2 separate regions of the Homo sapiens genome follow, and region 2 is linked to region 1. A link is an interaction called in ENCODE POLR2A ChIA-PET data of the cell type or tissue named here. Cell type or tissue: K562. All regions are shown on one strand.

Region 1 (8,000 bases):
TCAGCTAGGAAGTGTATTAGTTAGCTATTGCTGCATAAAAAAATTATCCCCCAAATTATGGCCATCTTGGAAGCTCTTGCTGGTGGTAAACCTAAGGCCCCTGTCACTACAATCTCCCTTTCCAAGTTGGCGACAGGAAGTAGCCATTGGGAGATGCCCCCTAAGTCCTAGGATTAGAGATGGGATACAAAGGCTGGGCCTGGTGGCTCACATCTGTAATCCCAGCACTTTGGGAGGCTGAGGCAGTCAGATCATGTGAGGTCAGGAGTTCGAGACCAGCCTGGCCAACATGGTGAAACCCCATCTCTATTAAAAATACAAAAATTAGCTGGGCATGGTGGCATGTGCCGCCTGTAGTCCCAGCTACTCGGGAGGCTGAGGCAGGAGATTCACTTGAACCTGGGAGGAGGAGGTTGCAGTGAGCTGAGATTATGCATTCCAGCCTGGGCAACAGATCTAGACTCTGTCTCAAAAAAAAAAAAAAGAGAGAGAGAGAGAGAGAGATGGGACACAAATTCACCACAATCTCAGCCCCCCAGGGCTGAGCTCACATGCATGTCAGAGCCTGGGTTTAGAGGGTCCCTCTGTGGCTCAGATGCACTCCACAACTTCCCACTGAGCTTGTTCACGAGCTTGGCCAGGCTGGCTGGGTAAGGAGACAAAGTGCATTCTGTTCCGTCCATGAACCCACACTCATGACAATCCCATACACCCCATGTGGGCCTCCACCTCCCCACCCCCAGCAATCACTGGCATGTTTCAGAAGCCTGTGAAGTTCCCCACCTGCTCCCTCCTGTTCCCATGGGACCTCCAAGCAGCCGTCCAGAGTGCAGGATACATCATTGGCACCAAGGGTCTTTTTCAATTCTGAAATGAGATGAACTCTTGGACACACCTGGGGAAGCCCAGGCATCAAGGGGCTTCCCTGCATTTTCCCAGAGAGACTACAAATGTCTCAAGCAGAAATCCTAAAGAGGTGGCTCACATAGAGCCTCTCTCCAAGCCCGCACCCATGGCAGACATTGCTAACCGATCCCTGCACCCTTCACTGAGCCTGGACACTGCCAGTCCCACCTCCCAACATGCTGCTCTAGGCAGACATCACAAATCAATTCAGGATGGACCCACTTAAGGATACATAAAATCTTTAGGAAGAGAAACTTATTGAGGTCAACTGTTTCTGGATTTAATTCTGCAGTCAGAAAATAGCTTTTATTCCTATTTAAAACTTCTGCTATTTTAAGGAAGCTCCATTTTTCTTGTTTAGATGCTCACAGACACATCCTCTCCCTCATTCCCTGGCTCCCAAGAACCCACCATCTATGGGGGTGTCTCCCAACTCTCTGACCTCACCTTATTTAAAAAAAAAAAAACAACTTTTTTTTGAGATGGAGTCTCGCTCTGTCGCCCAGGCTGGAGTGCAGTGGTGCAATCTCGGCTCACTGCAAGCTCCGCCTCCTGGGTTCACGCCATTCTCCTGCCTCAGCCTCCCAAGTAGCTGGGACTACAGGCATGTGCCACCATGCCCAGCTAATTTTTGTATTTTTAGTAGAGACGGGGTTTCACCATGTTGGCCAAGCTGGTCTCAAACTCCTGACCTCCAGTGATCCACCCTCCTCAACCTCCCAAAGTGCTGGGTTTACAGGCGTGAGCCACAGTGCCTGGCTGCTGAACTCACCTTCTATGTCTGTTCTTCCTCTTTCCTTCAAATGAGGGCTCTTTGAGATTCCCCTCTGTTCTCCACACACCTTCCCTGGCTTGTGGAACCCCTCTCCTTCACTTAGTGACACCTGAAGCCCAACACTTCTGGCACCTCCAGCTCCCACCCGCACCTCCCTCCTAGACTCTGTTCCCTTGGCTGCTGCCCCTGCTCGGGCCTGTCCTTTGTTCCCAGAACCGGGGCCTCAGCCTCCTCCCTCACTTCCAGTCTGGCTTCTGTTGACCTCTGCTCACACACCCTCCATGGCTCCCCACTGCCTGCACCATAAGTCTAAATTCCTCTGCCTGTCATTCAAGGCCTTGCGCATCTTCCAGCAGCCTCCAGCCTCCCGCTCCGTGCCCTTGTGCTGGCTGCATGGATGCTCACATTCCCTGAATCCCCACTGCATCCTGTTCACCCCCCAATCAGTGCACACATCTCAGTGATCATGGGCATTAATTAATCCATGAATGAACTCAGGAAGCAGGAGGGAGAAAGATGTTTCTGGAGCTCCTTCCCAGCTCGGGAGCTCCTAAGAGGCCAACTCCAAGTCTGAAAACCTCTAGGGCCTCAATGCCAGCCCAGAGAAAAACAGGGAGTGGTTGTTAAATGAATAAATTTAAATGTCTATCCGTAGTTTTGTTTGTTTTAAGACGATGTCTCTCACGCCGGTAATCCCAGCACTTTGGGAGGCCAAGTCAGGCGGATCACGAGGTCATGAGTTCGAGACCAGCCTGGCCAACATAGTGAAACCCCATCTCTACTAAAAATTCAAAAATTAGCCAGGTGTGCTGGCATGCACCTGTAGTCCCAGCTACTTGGAGGCTGAGACAGGAGAATGGCTTGAACCCAGGAGGCGGAGGTTGCAGTGAGCCGAGACCATGCCATTGCACTCCTGCCTGGGTGACAGAGTGAGACTCTGTCTCAAAAATAAAATAAAAAATAAAAGATGGAGTCTTGGCCGGGTGCGGTGGCTCACGCCTGTAATCCCAGCACTTTGGGAGCCCAAGGGGGGAGGATCACGATGTCAGGAGTTTGAGACCAGCCTGACCAACATGGTGAAACCCCATCTCTACTAAAAATACAAAAATTAGCCGGGCGTGGTGGCACATGCCTGTAGTCCCAGCTACTCGGGAGGCTGAGGCAGGAGAATCACTTGAACCCAGGAGGCAGAGGTTGCAGTGAGCCAAGATCGTTCCACTGCACTCCAGCCTGGGTGACAGAGCGAGACTCTGTCTCAAAAAAAAAAAAAAAAAAAAAAGACATAGTCTCGTTCTGTCGCCAGGCTGCAGTGCAGTGGCGCGATCTTGTCTCACTGCAACCTCCGCCTCCTGGGTTCAAGCGATTCTGCTGCCTCAGCCTCCCGAGTAGCTGGGACTACAGGCATGTGCCATCATGCCCGGCTAATTTTTTGTATTTTTAGTAGAGACGGGGTTTCACCATGTTGGACAGGCTGGTCTCAAACTCCTGACCTCAAGTGATCTGCCCACCTCAGCCTTCCAAAGTGCTGGGATTACAGGTGTGAGCCACCACACCCAGCCTCTATCAGTAGTTTTTGAACTCTGCCTCCTTCTTCTCATCCTGAGAACTCCTATACATCCCTCACAGCCCCAGTCCAACGGCCCTTCCTTCAGAGAGTATCCATCCCTGCCCCTCTGAGCTCCTCTACCCTGGACCTCCTCAGGCCAAGTCCTGACTTAAGGTCAAATGGCAAGTATTCACAGGAAGTGAGAGTCGATGTGGCCCTGGTGGGGCTCGGTACATACAGCCAAGGGACGCCAGGCTCCTCTGAGCCATGGCAGGGCGGGACTCACCTTGGTCAATCCTCTGCAGCAAGCACCCCCGGATGACGTCCTCATAGATGCCCTCAGTGGTCAGAGCCTGGCTGCCCACGGCAAGGACATCCCCCTCGAACTCAGGCAGCTCCTGGAACCATGGCGGGTTAGGGGCTCGGATGGAGAGGAGGGCCCCTCTAGAGGCCTACAACACAGGCTTCTGCCCTAGCCCTGGGCCTGATTAGCTGTGGGGTTGGGGGGCGGGGCTTGGGCCTTAGTTTCCTTATCTTTATTTTTAAATATTTTTATTTTAAAATAAACAGGCCGGGTGCGGTGGCTCATGCCTGTAATCCCAGCACTTTGGTTGGCTGAGGTGGGCGGATCATGAGGTCAGGAGTTCAAGACCAGCCTGACCAACATGGTGAAACCACCGTCTCTACTAAAAGTACAAAAATTAGCTGGGCGTGGTGGCGGGTTGTGGGCGGCAAGCCACCCAGGTGCTGAGGCAAGAGACCGAGGACATGAGCTGTTCCAGTATAACAAAATATAAAACAAGAATAGTTATACCAGATATAGATATTAGATATGATTATATATGAATATCATTAATGATTAGTTGGTAGCAGTTACTCTTTATTCCAATATTATAATAATCCTCACTCTACAATCATAACCTAGGAAAAACCAGGCCATACAGAGATAGGAGCTGAGGGGGCATAGTGAGGTATGACCAGAAGACAAGAGTGCGAGCCTTCTGTTATGCCCGGACAGGGCCAGCAGAAGGGCTCCTTGGTCTAGCGGTGACGCCAGCGTCTGGGAAGATGCCTGTTGCCAGGCAGACCGTGGTCTAGCGGTAGCGAAAAGTGTCAAGGAAAAACACCGGCTACTTAGCAGACCGGGAAAGGGAGTCTCCTTTTCTCCGGGGGAGTTTAGAGAAGACTCTGCTCCTCCACCTCTTGTGGAGGGCCTGATATCAGTCAGGCTTGCCCACAGTTATCCAGAGACCTAACCGTCTCCCTGTGATGCTGTGCTTCAGTGGTCTCGCTCCTAGTCCGCCTTCGTGTTCCATCCTGTACACCTGGCTCTGCCTTCTAGATAGCAGTAGTCAGTTAGTGAAAGTACTAAAAGTCTCTGATATGCAGAAATAATGGCTTAAGCTGTCTTTCTCTTTGTCTCCTCTCTCTCTCTGCCTCAGCTGCCAGGCAGGGAGGGGCCCCCTGTCCAGTGGACACATGACCCACGTGACCTTACCTATCATTGGAGATGACTCACACTCTTTACCCTGCCCCTTTTGCTTTGTATCCAATAAATAACAGCGCAGCCAGACATTCGGGGCCACTACCGGTCTCCGCAACTTGGTAGTAGTGGTCCCCCGGGCCCAGCTGTCTTTTCTTTTATCTCTTTGTCTTGTGTCTTTATTTCTACACTCTCTTGTCTCTGCACACAGGGAGAGACCCACCGACCCTGTGGGGCTGGTCCCTATAGCGGGTGCCTGTAATCCCAGCTACTTGGGAGGCTGAGATGGGAGGATCGCTTGAACCTAGGAGGTGGAGGTTGCAGTGAGCCAAGATCACACCACTGCACTACAGCCTGGGCGACAGAGTGAGACTCCGTCTAAAAATAAAATAAAATAAAATAAAATAAAATAAAATAAAATAAAATAAAATAAAATAAATAAAATAGTCTCTCTCTGTCACCCAGGCTGGACTACAGGGGTGCAGTCATGGCTCGCTGCAGCCTTGACCTCCCAGGCTCAAGCGATCCTCCCACCTCGGCCTCCCAAGTAGCTTGGACTACAGGCGTGCACCACCACATCTGGCGAATTCTTGTATTTTTTGTAGAGGTGGGGTCTCACTATCCCAAAGTGCTGCTATTACAGGCATGTGCCACCACGCCTGGCCTCAGTTTCCTTATCTTTAAAATGGACTCAGTGGCCCATATTCTCTAGTGTTGTGGAAAGGATTCATGGGATTAATTAGGCACAGCAAATCACACCTCACAGGGAATAGTATGAGTGTCTCAGCTGAGACTTCCCCAATTCCCAGCCACTTCCTCTAGAGGATTCTGTTTGTACCCATGTCAGACACCCGCCTGGTGCCCATGAGCCCTGTGTGCCTAGGTACCTAGGACTCCCGCTGACCTCCTTCCCACTCTTCCACTCACTGAGCTTCAGCCACACCCACCTTGTCACTGTTCCTCCAACACACCAGGCATGGTCAGGCCTCAGGGCCTTTGCACATGCTGTGCCCTCTGCCTGGAATGCCCTTCCCGGGACATGGCCCATGCCTTCATTTCACAGGGACATCCTTCCTGACTCCCTGGTAACTCCCCACCCAACCCTTACCCACTCTCCATCCACCTCCTCCCTCCACTGATGCCCATGTCACCAGGTGATATGCGATGTGTGGGACCCATCCCAGCTCTTCTGTGGCAGACACAGGGTAATGAACCCCGTCATAGGTGAAGCAGAGGGCATTGTGGAAGCCCAGAAAAGCCACCTGACCCAGCTCCAGGGCTCAGGGTATGGAAGTCTCTTAAAAAGAGACAGGCCCTTGCTCTGTTGCCCAGGCTGGAGTGCAGTGGTGCGATCCTAGCTCACTGCAGCCTCGACTTCCTAGGCTCAATTGATCCTCCCACCTCTTGGCCTCCAGAGTAGCTGGGACCACAGGCACATGCTGTCACGCCTGGCTAACTTCTGTATTTTTATAGAGATGGAGTTTCACTATGTTGTACAGACTGATCTCCTGGCCTCAAGCAATCCCCACACTTTGGCCTCCCAAAGTGCTAGGATTAAGGTCAAATGGTCTCTAATGATCAAAGAGCATTCTTTTTTTTTTTTTTTTTTGAGACTGAGTTTCACTCTGTCGCCCAGGCTGGAGTGCAATGGCGCGATCTCGGCTCACTGCAACCTTCCCCTCCCGGGTTCAAGCGATTTTCCTGCTTCAGCCTCCTGAGTAGCTGGAATTACAGGCGCCCATCACCATGCCTGGCTAATTTTTTGTATTTTTAGTAGAGACAGGGTTTCACTATGTTAGCCAGGCTAGTCTCGAACTCCTGACCTTGTGATCTGCCTGCCTTGGCCTCCCAAATTGCTGGGATTACAGGCATGAGCCACTGCGCCCAGCCTCAAAGAGCATTCTTGCCCACTTTAAGTGGATGCATGGTGATGCTGTCAGACCCTCTTGCACACTTCCCATTAACTCACCTTTTTGCAGCCTGGCTCGAGTTGGCTCAGCACAAAAGGTAAAAAGATGCAGAGACCCCAGCCTCGGATGAACCTCCTCTGCGCCAACCCGCTGTCCGATTTGAATTTCTGCACAACACACCCAGCGGTGCGTCCAGCAACCATCTGAGCACCCAGGCCCACTGCCACCCCATGCCACCCCGTACCCACAGAACACACCTTCAGCACGCGCCCCCTGACTCTCTCCAGCCTCTGGGCAGCCTGGTCACAGTTGAGGGCCGTCGTCAGACACTGGTCAGCCAGCTGCAGGAAGGTGGCCACGGCGTCAGCCATGAGCTGTGGGAGGAGATGCTATGATGACCCCAGAATCTGTGCTCCAGCCTCCCGGGCCCCACTCCTGCCCAGCTGACCCCTTCTCAGCATCCAACCTGTTCCAACCAGCCACCTCTGCCCAACCTCCTCCTCCTTGTCCCAGGAAACACCTTTCCCCTCCTCTCAGGACCTGGGGATTGTCTAGTCTGTGGGGGACTATGTGCAAACTGACAGAAAGCCCCTTCCCTCTGGGAGATGGTGCCAGGATGCCCAGAATGGGGAGTAGGGAGCCAGCCAGAGTTCAGCCTCCTCCACTGAGTGCTTTTGTGCAGTGCACAAACTGAACAACTGTGCCAGGTAGTGCTGGATCATCTCACTCTCTGTCTTCTTCTGTCACCATGTCCATCAGCAGGTCCCATCTCAGACTTCAAAACACTTATTGCTTCTCCCCACTGACATCCCCCATCCTGGTGCAGGCCTCCTCCCTGCCTCCTCTTTTCCTGTCCCCAACAGCCTGTGCTCCCTATGGCAGGCAAAGCTTCCTAAACCTTAAATCCAGCCATGCCCTCCCCCTGCTCACATACCTGCTCTGGCTCCCCATTGCCCTCAGGAAAGAGCTCACCCCTTAGCCCCACGCTCAAGGCACTGCGCGATCTGCCCGTCCATGTCGCCGGCCTATCTTCCCCATTTCTGAAAAATTGCTCCACGTTCCCCAAATGCAGACAAGCACTCTCAACACTATTCACTCGGGACTGGTGGCAACGCCATTCCTCCCATTGCTCTCCCATGTTGGAAGTCCCCTCCTCCTGAAAGTCCTGTCAACCCCAGAGGTGGATCAGGAACATCCTTGGCGCTCCCTGTACACCCTGCCCCAGCTCTGTCCACCACATGTGGCTGCTGCCTGGTCACGGGCTCATGTCCCCATGAGACTGGCAGCCCCGCGGAGTTGTCTCGATCATCGTGGTCTCTCCAGGGCACACTTAGCAGGAGGTCAGTGGAGGCTGTCTTCACAGCCTGGCCTCATCCCAGC
Region 2 (8,000 bases), 420 kb before region 1:
AAGACGGGAAGGACCTTGGTGAAGCTCCAACCCCCGCCCCCAACAGCCCTCCGGACCTCCTAACTATACCCCCTCCCCAAAATTAGGTCCCAAACTTCAGCCGCTCTGTCAACCTTTGCACGCCTGGGGACTGTCCTCCCCGTAAGCATCAGCTGAAAGACAACTTTGCAAAGCAACTCAATGCCTGCCCCTCAAACGACCTCCTCCGGGGTCTAGCTCTGCATAGGGGAGCCTTGAGGGGGACTAGGGTGATTGCAAGTTGGGGGGTGTCTGGGAGCCAGGTGTAGGGCCTTCCAGGGGTGGGACTGGGTACATGCTGGGGCACTCGGTTAGAGGCCACCTTCTGTGGGAGGAGAGACGCCCGTCTGGATCAGGCCACCCAGTCCTAACCTCCAACACCCATTTCCAGGATGACAGGAAGCCAGAGCCCCAGGGAGTTTGGGATCACCAGGGCTGGGGGTCCCCAAAACTGTGCTCCTTCCCCCAGCACCCAGGCTGAACTTGGCCGACTCATTCATTCAAAGTTAATGGCGGCTCCAGGGAGCTTTGGGGACCAGTGGGTAGGGAGCTCTTCCTTCCTCCTCTTCCAGTCTTACTGCCTCTGCCTCTGCCTCACCCTGTTCCCACCAGGCTTGGGGTGACTGTGTTCAGCTCTGTCCCCCACCAGCCTGGGGGCTTCCTGGAGCCAGCAGATCCCACCTCCTATCTCTCTCCCACACCCTCCATCTGTTTTCTTCCCAGCCCAGAGCTTTGGCCCAGGTCAGGAACATCTGAGTGTTTATTCCTGAGGGAGGCTGTCTTCTGTGTTTCCTCTGCGGAGCTCAGAAAACAGTTGGACTGAAGGAAGGAAGGAAGGAAGGAAGGAAGGAAGGAAGGAAGGAAGGAAGGAAGGAAGGAAGGCAGGCAGGCAGGCAGGCAGGCAGGCAGGCATGAATGAGGGATAGCTGCATGGGCTGAGGGTGGCGGTGAGTCACAGAGGGGCCAGGTGATGGCTCAGAGTCTCAGACAGGACCTTTGTTCCCTCCCCTGGAGAGCCCGTTCCTCATCCCAGCCTGTCCAGACTGCTCTGCACAAGGCCCGGCCGTGGTGACAATGCCCAGGGCTGAGACAATCAGGAAATAGAGGCCTGGGTGGTCCCGGTCAGATCCACAGAGGTACCAGGCGGGGTTGGATAGGATCTGTAACAGGGGGCTGTTACGAGTGATCTGACCAGACACAAGCAGCTTTGAGAGTCACTGCAGAGCAAGAAAGGGGTTGTGGGGACTCCGAAGGGGCGGGTTTTCAGCCACACCTGAGAACCAGCCACCCCTCTTGCATCTCTCCACTGACTCACCAGCACTCCAACCTCCAGCCAAGCCTTCTCAGTCTCCCCTCGCCACAGTTCCCACCTCCAGGCCTTTGCACTTGCTGTTCCCCTGCCTGGACCACCAGGAGCCCCCCTTTCTAAAGCACAACATTGGAGCCACCCACAGCTCCCTCAGGATTGGGCACATCCCTGAACCACATTCAATGCTCCTGGCCCCTGACAGCTCAACCCAGCCCTTGCAGGAGTCCCTGAGCCACGAGAAGCATACCATGCCCACGGGCTGACCCTGGTCTGCTTGCACAGGCTGTAGCATCAGATGCTTTTTTCTTTCTTTTTTTTTTTTTGAGACAGAGTCTCACTTTGTCGCCCAGGCTGGAGTGCAGCAGCACGATCTCCACTCATTGCAACCTCTAAACCTCCACCTCCTGGGTTCAAGCAATTCTCATGCCTCCGCCTTCCAATGTAGCTGGGATTACAGGCGTGCACCACCAAACCTGGCTAATTTTTGTAATTTTAGTAGAGACGGGGTTTCACCATGTTGGCCAGGCTGGTCTCGAACTCCTAACCTCAAGCGATCCACTCCCAAAGTGCTGGGATTACAGGCGTGAGCCACCGCGCCTGGCCAGATGCTTTTTGAATTCAAGTCTAACATGTAACTGTCCCGAAATTCACAAAAACATCAGCCACAGCACTCCACTGCCCCCAATCCCCTGCACCCCTGCCCACGCCCTGAAGCCCCTGTACCCACCTTCTCCCTCTGAAAAGACCTGTGCTTGTTCTCCTTTGCATTCACCTGCCCTGAGGGATCGGGGACTGCCCCCATCAAGAAGTGGAACTTGGACAATCAATCTGGTGATCAACGGCCTTGCCTCCCACCTGAGTCAGTCCTGCCACCTGCTGGAATCCCACCCCTCAGAGACAAGGTTGGCAGCATGAATGGGAGTCAAGGTTGGATGGAGGTGGGACTTCTGGTGGGGGCTGTCTGGGTCTCCGTTCCAGGCAGAGCCTCTCATCAGCCCATGGTTGGCTGGAAGAGACCCAAGAAGCCTGCAAGTGAGCCTGTCAGGCAGCCAAGACGCCCCCGGGACTCATGCCCTGGGAAACTGCCTTGCGCACAGGCTGTGTCCTCTGCAAACGTCAAGCATGGTGGAGGCGGCTGGAGAGCAAGCCCCTCCGCAGGGGGCCTGAGGGCTGGGCCTCTGGTCTCTGGGCAGTGTCTAAGGGTCTGGGTGCAAGAGAACTGGAAGACGTTCACAGGAGCTCAGGGACACAAAGGTAGTGGCCGGAGCAGGGAGTGGCCTGGCCACACGAGCATCTCCCTACACCTCCATCCCCAGCACCCCTCCACAGGTGCATCCACTGAAATCTTGGACCCAGCCCGGACTGCCCGGATGGAAGCTGGAACCTGGGCCCCAGTGAGTGTCAGGATGGCAAGGGTAAGATATTCACTCATTCAGCCATTTATTTATTCACTGATTCATTCATTCATTCACTAATTCATTCATTCATTCACATATCCACATAGCCCCTTCTCTGAGCCTGGTGCTGGGGAATGCAGCACCCTAGAGAGATACAAACCGTGCCCCTCTTGAAGCTGGCTTTCTAGAAGAGGGGGACAACCCTCTCCAAAGAGGGAAATAAAACTGAGAATTTTAGATACACAAAAGTACTGTCCAGCCTAGGCAACATAGCGAGACCCTGTCTCTACAAAAATTTTTTAAAAATTAGCTAGGCGTGGAGCCATGTGCCCGTAGTCCCAGCTCCTTCGGGCGGCTGAGGCAGGAAGATCGCTCGAGCCCAGGAGGTGGAGACCACAGTGAGCTGTGATCATGCCTCTGCCCTCCAGCCTGGGCAACAAAGCAAGACCCTATCTCACAAAAAAAAAAAAAAAAGTATCAGAAGTATCAGGAAGAGATCCAAAAAAGTTGAAAGAACTAAGAACGAGGACAGGGAGACTTGAGTTAGGGTGGTCAGGGAAGTCTCTTAGAAGAGAAATCATTTGAGCTGGGTGTGGTGGCTCATGCCTATAATCTCAGCACTTCGGGAGGACAAAGAGGGCAGATCACCTGAGGTCAGGAGTTCGAGACCAACCTGGCCAACATGGCAAAACCCTGTCTCTACCAAAAATACAAAAAATTAGCCGGGTGTGTTGGTGGGCAACTGTAATCCCAGCTACTTGGGAGGCTGAGAGGCAGGAGAATCGCTTGAACTTGGGAGGTGGAGGTTGCAGTGAGCCAAGACTGTGCCACTGCACTACAGCCTGGGCGACAGAGTGAGACTCTATCTCAAAAAAAAAAAAAAAGGTGGCCGGGTGCAGTGGCTCACTCCTGCAATCTCAGCACTTTGGGAGGCTGAGGCAGGCGGATCACGAGGTCAGGAGATCGAGACCATCCTGGCTAACACGGTGAAACCCCGTCTTTACTAAAAATACAAAAAACTTAGCCGGGTGTGGCGTGGTGGCGGGCGCCTGTAATCCCAACTACTCTGGCGGCTGAGGCAGGAGAATGGCGTGAACCCAGGAGGCGGAGCTTGCAGTGAACCGAGATCGCGCCACTGCACTCCAGCCTGGGCTTGACAGAGCAAGACTCCGTCTCAAAAAAAAAAAAAAAAAAAAAAAGCCTGGGCGTGGTGGCTCACGCCTGTAATCCCAGCACTTTGGGAGGCCAAGACAGGCGGATCATGAGGTCAGGAGTTCAAGACCAGCCTGGCCAACATAGTGAAACCCCATCTCTACTAAAAATACAAAAAATTAGCCAGGCGTGGTGGCGCTGTAATCCCACCTACTCGGGAGGCTGAGGCAGAAGATCGCTTGAACCCAGAAGGCAGAGGTTGCAGTGAGCCGAGGTCACGCCACTGCACTCCAGCCTGGGTGACAGTGCAAGACACCATCTCAAAAAGAAAAAAAAAAAACAAGATCTGGAGTGTTGGCTCCCTCGGGCTCCTGGGAACTGCAGGGGCAGGAAGCGGAGTGGGAATACCAGGGTGGGAGCTGGGGCAGGTGTCGCAGAGGGCTTGTTCCTGAGCTCTCGGGATTCAGGGACCTGGGATTCCTTCCATCAGCATCTACTGAGCACCTCCTGTGTGCAGGACTTGTACTCTAAGGCAGGGACACTGTGGTGGTAAAGACACACAAAGTCCCCCAGACTCCCAGTTTCAGGCCAGAAGACAAGACCGGCTTTGATATGATAAATACACAAGGGCCCTGCAGACAGAACACGGAGGAAAAAGGGGCACAGGATGGGAGGGGAGGGACTGGGCCTGATCCTTCCCGGTTCTCCCCATGGGCTGCCTGCTGTGTTCTCAGCCCTAGAGCAGGAAGTGGGAGCCTGGGCGTGACAGGCAGGCAGGGTAGCAGCTCCATCATAAGCAAGGAGTCCCCAAAAAGCATCCAAGGCTGTCAGGGAGCCCCTGTCATGCCCACCAGCGGCCCCACCCTGGGACTGTCCCATCCTGTCCATTCAGACATGAGCGCCCCTCCCTCCTCACGCTCAGGCTAGAAGGCTCTAGCCTCCTTCCTTTACCACCCCCACATCCAGTGGGTCCAACCGATCCCATAAATTTGCTCCAGGGAACCCCTCTCTCCCCACTGTGGCAGCTCCATAGAGGAGCAAAGGTTTGACTCCAAACCCCAATGTCTTGCTACGCAGGTGGACTGGTTTGAATCGTGACCCCCCAAAATTTGAGTCCTCCCCAGAACCTTGGACCTTATTTGAAAATAGGGGTTTTTTTGGCCAGGCTCAGTGGCTCATGCCTGTAATCCCAGCACTTTGGGAGGCCGAGGCGGGTGGATCACCTGAGGTCAGGAATTAGAGACCAGGACCAGCCTAGCCAATATGGTGAAACCCTGTTTCTACTAAAAATATAAAACTTAGCTGAGCATGGTAGCACGCGCCTGTAATCTCAGCTACTAGGGGGTGCTGAGGCAGGAGAACTGCTTGAACCTGGGAGGCAGAGGTTGCAGTGAGCCAAGATTGTGCCATTGCACTCCAGCCTGGGCAACAAAGCAAGACTCCGTCTCAAAAAAAAAAAAAGAAAGAAAGAAAGAAAGAAAGAAAATAGGGTTTTGTTTCTTTTGTTTTTGAAGCTGGGTCTCACTCTCTCACCCACACTGGAGTGCAGTGGCACGATCACGCCCATTGCAGCCTCTATCTCTTGGGCTTAAGAGATTCTCCTGTTTCTTTTTCTTTTCTTTTTGTTTTTAAATGTAGAGACGAGGTCTCATTATGTTGCCCAGGCTGCTCTCATATTCCTGGGCTCAAGTGAGGCTCCCATCTCAGCCTCCCAAAGTGCTGGGATTATAAGCGTGAACCACTGTGCCTGGCCTGGAAACAAGGTTTTTGCAGATGTAGTTAAATGAAGAGGGGGTCATAGTGGGTTAGTTCTGGCTCTGATCTAATAACTGGTTTCTGGGTTTTTTTTTTTTTTTTTTTTTGAGTCAGAGTCTCACTCTGTTGCCCAGGCTGGAGTGCAGTGGTGTGATCTCGGCTCACTGCAACCTCCGCCTCCTGGGTTCACGCAATTCTCCTGCCTCAGCCTCCTGAGTAGCTGAGATTACAGACGCGCACCACCACAGCCGGCTAATTTTTATATTTTTAATAGAGACGGGGTTTCACCATGTTGACCAGGTTGGTCTCCAACTCCTGGCCTCAAGTGATCTACCTGCTTTGGCCCACCCAATGAAGAGGGGCTCATGGTAGATTAGGGTGGGCTCTGATCTAACAACTGTTTTTTTTAATACGAAGCCCATATGAGGATACAGATGGACAAACAGGGAGAAGGTCATGTGAAAACAGAGACAGAGGTGGGGGTGACACAGCCAAAGAACACCAGGAGCCACCAGAGGCTGGAAGAGGCAGGAAAGGATCCTCCTGAGAGCCTCCGGAGGGAAGGCAACACCACCAACACCTTGATTTTGGACTTCTGGCCTCTAGAACTGTGACAGCACAACTTTTTGTGTGTTTTTCTTTTCTTTTCTTTTCTTTTTTTTGAGACAGAGTTTCGCTCCTGTCACCCAGGCTGGAGTGCAGTGGTGAGATCCTGGCTCTCTGCAACCTCCGCCTCCCACGTTCAAGCGATTCTCCTGCCTCAGCCTCCCGAGTAGCTGGGATTATAGGCACCCACCACCACGCCTGGCTAATTTTTGTATCTTTAGTAAAGACAGGGTTTCACCATGTTGGCCAGGCTGGTCTCGAACTCCTGACCTCAGGTGATCCACCCGCCTCGGCCTCCCAAAGTGCTAGGATTACAGCCGTGAGCCACCCCGCCTGGCCAACTTTGTGTGGTTGTAAGTCATCCAGCTCATGGTCATTTGTGGTGGCAGCCACAGGAATGAAGGCAGTGATTGTGGACAAGGGACTTGTAACTCTAGGCCTCCATTTCCTCTGCAAGGCAATGATATGGCCTCATTGGAGGCCAGTGGCATGAGGTTCAGCACTAGTGCTCCATGAATGCTTACAGCTGCAACTGGCCTGACCATTACCTGAACTATTTCTTTTTCTTTTTTTTTTTTGTTTTTTTGTTTGGTTTAGTTTTTTTGAGATGGAGTCTCACTCTGTTGCCCAGGCTGGAGTGCAGTGGCACAGTCTCCGCTTACTGCAACCTCCACCTCCTGGGTTCAAGTGATTCTCCTGTCTCAGCCTCCTGAGTAGCTGGGATTACAGGTGCCCACCATCACGCTCGGCTAATTTTTGTATTTTTAGTAGAGACGGGGTTTCACCATGATGGCCAGGCTGGTCTCAAACTCCCGACCTCGTGATCCGCCCACCTCAGCCTCCCAAAGTGCTAGGATTATAGGCCTGAGCCACCGCGTCCAGCTGACCTGGACTATTTCAAAAGCACCTCTTGAACTCTTTCACTCGGGTGTAACCTCCCCCAGAGCCCCCCACCTAGAGGGAATCATTTTTTTATTTTTAAGAGACAGGGTCCCATGGCTCATGCCTGTAATCCTAGCACTTTGGGAAGCCAAGTTGGGCTGATTGCCTGAGCTCAGGGATTCAAGACCAGCCTGGGCAACATGATGAAACCCTGTCTCTACTAAAATAAAGAATAAATTGAAAAAATATAACCGGGTGCGGTGGCTCACACCTGTAATCCCAGCACTTTGGGAGGCCGAGGTGGGTGGATCATGAGGTCAGGAGTTCAAGACCAGCCTGGCCAACATGGTGAAACCCCGTCTCTATTAAAAATACAAAAATTAGCCAGGCGTGGTGGCAGGTGCCTGTAATCCCAGCTACTCAGGAGCCTGAGGCAGAGAATCACTTGAACCTAGGAGGCGGAGGTTGCAGTGAGCTGAGAACGCACCATTGCATTCCAGCCTGGGCGACAGAGCGAGACTCTGTCTCAAAAAAAACAAAACAAAACAAAACAAAAAACAAGACCAGCGTGGCCAACATGGTGAAACCCCGTCTCTACTAAAAATACAAAAAATTAGCTGGGTGTGGTGGCGCACGCGTATAATCCCAGCTACTCGGGAGGCTGACGCAGGAGGCAGGAGAATCGCTTGAACCTGGGAAGCAGAGGTTGTAGTGAGCCGAGATCACGTCATTGCACTCCAGCCTGGGCGACAGAGCAAGACTCCGTCTCCAAAATAAATAAATAAATAAATAAATAAATAAATAGGGCTGGACGTGGTGGCTCACGCCTGTAATCCCAGCACTTTAGGAGGCCGAGGCGGGTGGATCACGAAGTCAGGATA

The links. Peaks named below come from ENCODE experiments on the same cell type or tissue, not always from the same donor. Only the 100,000 strongest peaks of a DNase experiment are listed, where the experiment ranks them.
Region 2: POLR2A ChIA-PET joins it to region 1 with 5 read pairs; 2 of 35 experiments call an interaction of 5 or more read pairs at or near these places.

What each region holds. Positions count from the first base shown.
Region 1 is chr19:17,542,311-17,550,310 of GRCh38, reverse strand. It overlaps NIBAN3 (niban apoptosis regulator 3), which reads right to left. Exons shown (of 15, transcript NM_001321827.2): 11 at 6,878-6,994; 12 at 6,680-6,787; 13 at 3,514-3,625; 14 at 784-867. Among named protein-coding and RNA genes, the nearest start is that of COLGALT1, 9.3 kb to the left of the region's middle. RefSeq lists a silencer at 3,967-4,016. In K562, no CTCF peak of the experiment used is centred here; a DNase peak (open chromatin) is centred at 3,674.
Region 2 is chr19:17,958,924-17,966,923 of GRCh38, reverse strand. It overlaps a transcript of KCNN1 not described here. Among named protein-coding and RNA genes, the nearest start is that of KCNN1, 4.2 kb to the left of the region's middle. RefSeq lists enhancers at 113-830, 3,998-4,570 and a silencer at 6,537-6,737. In K562, no CTCF peak of the experiment used is centred here; no DNase peak of the experiment used is centred here; H3K4me3 peaks cover 245 bases.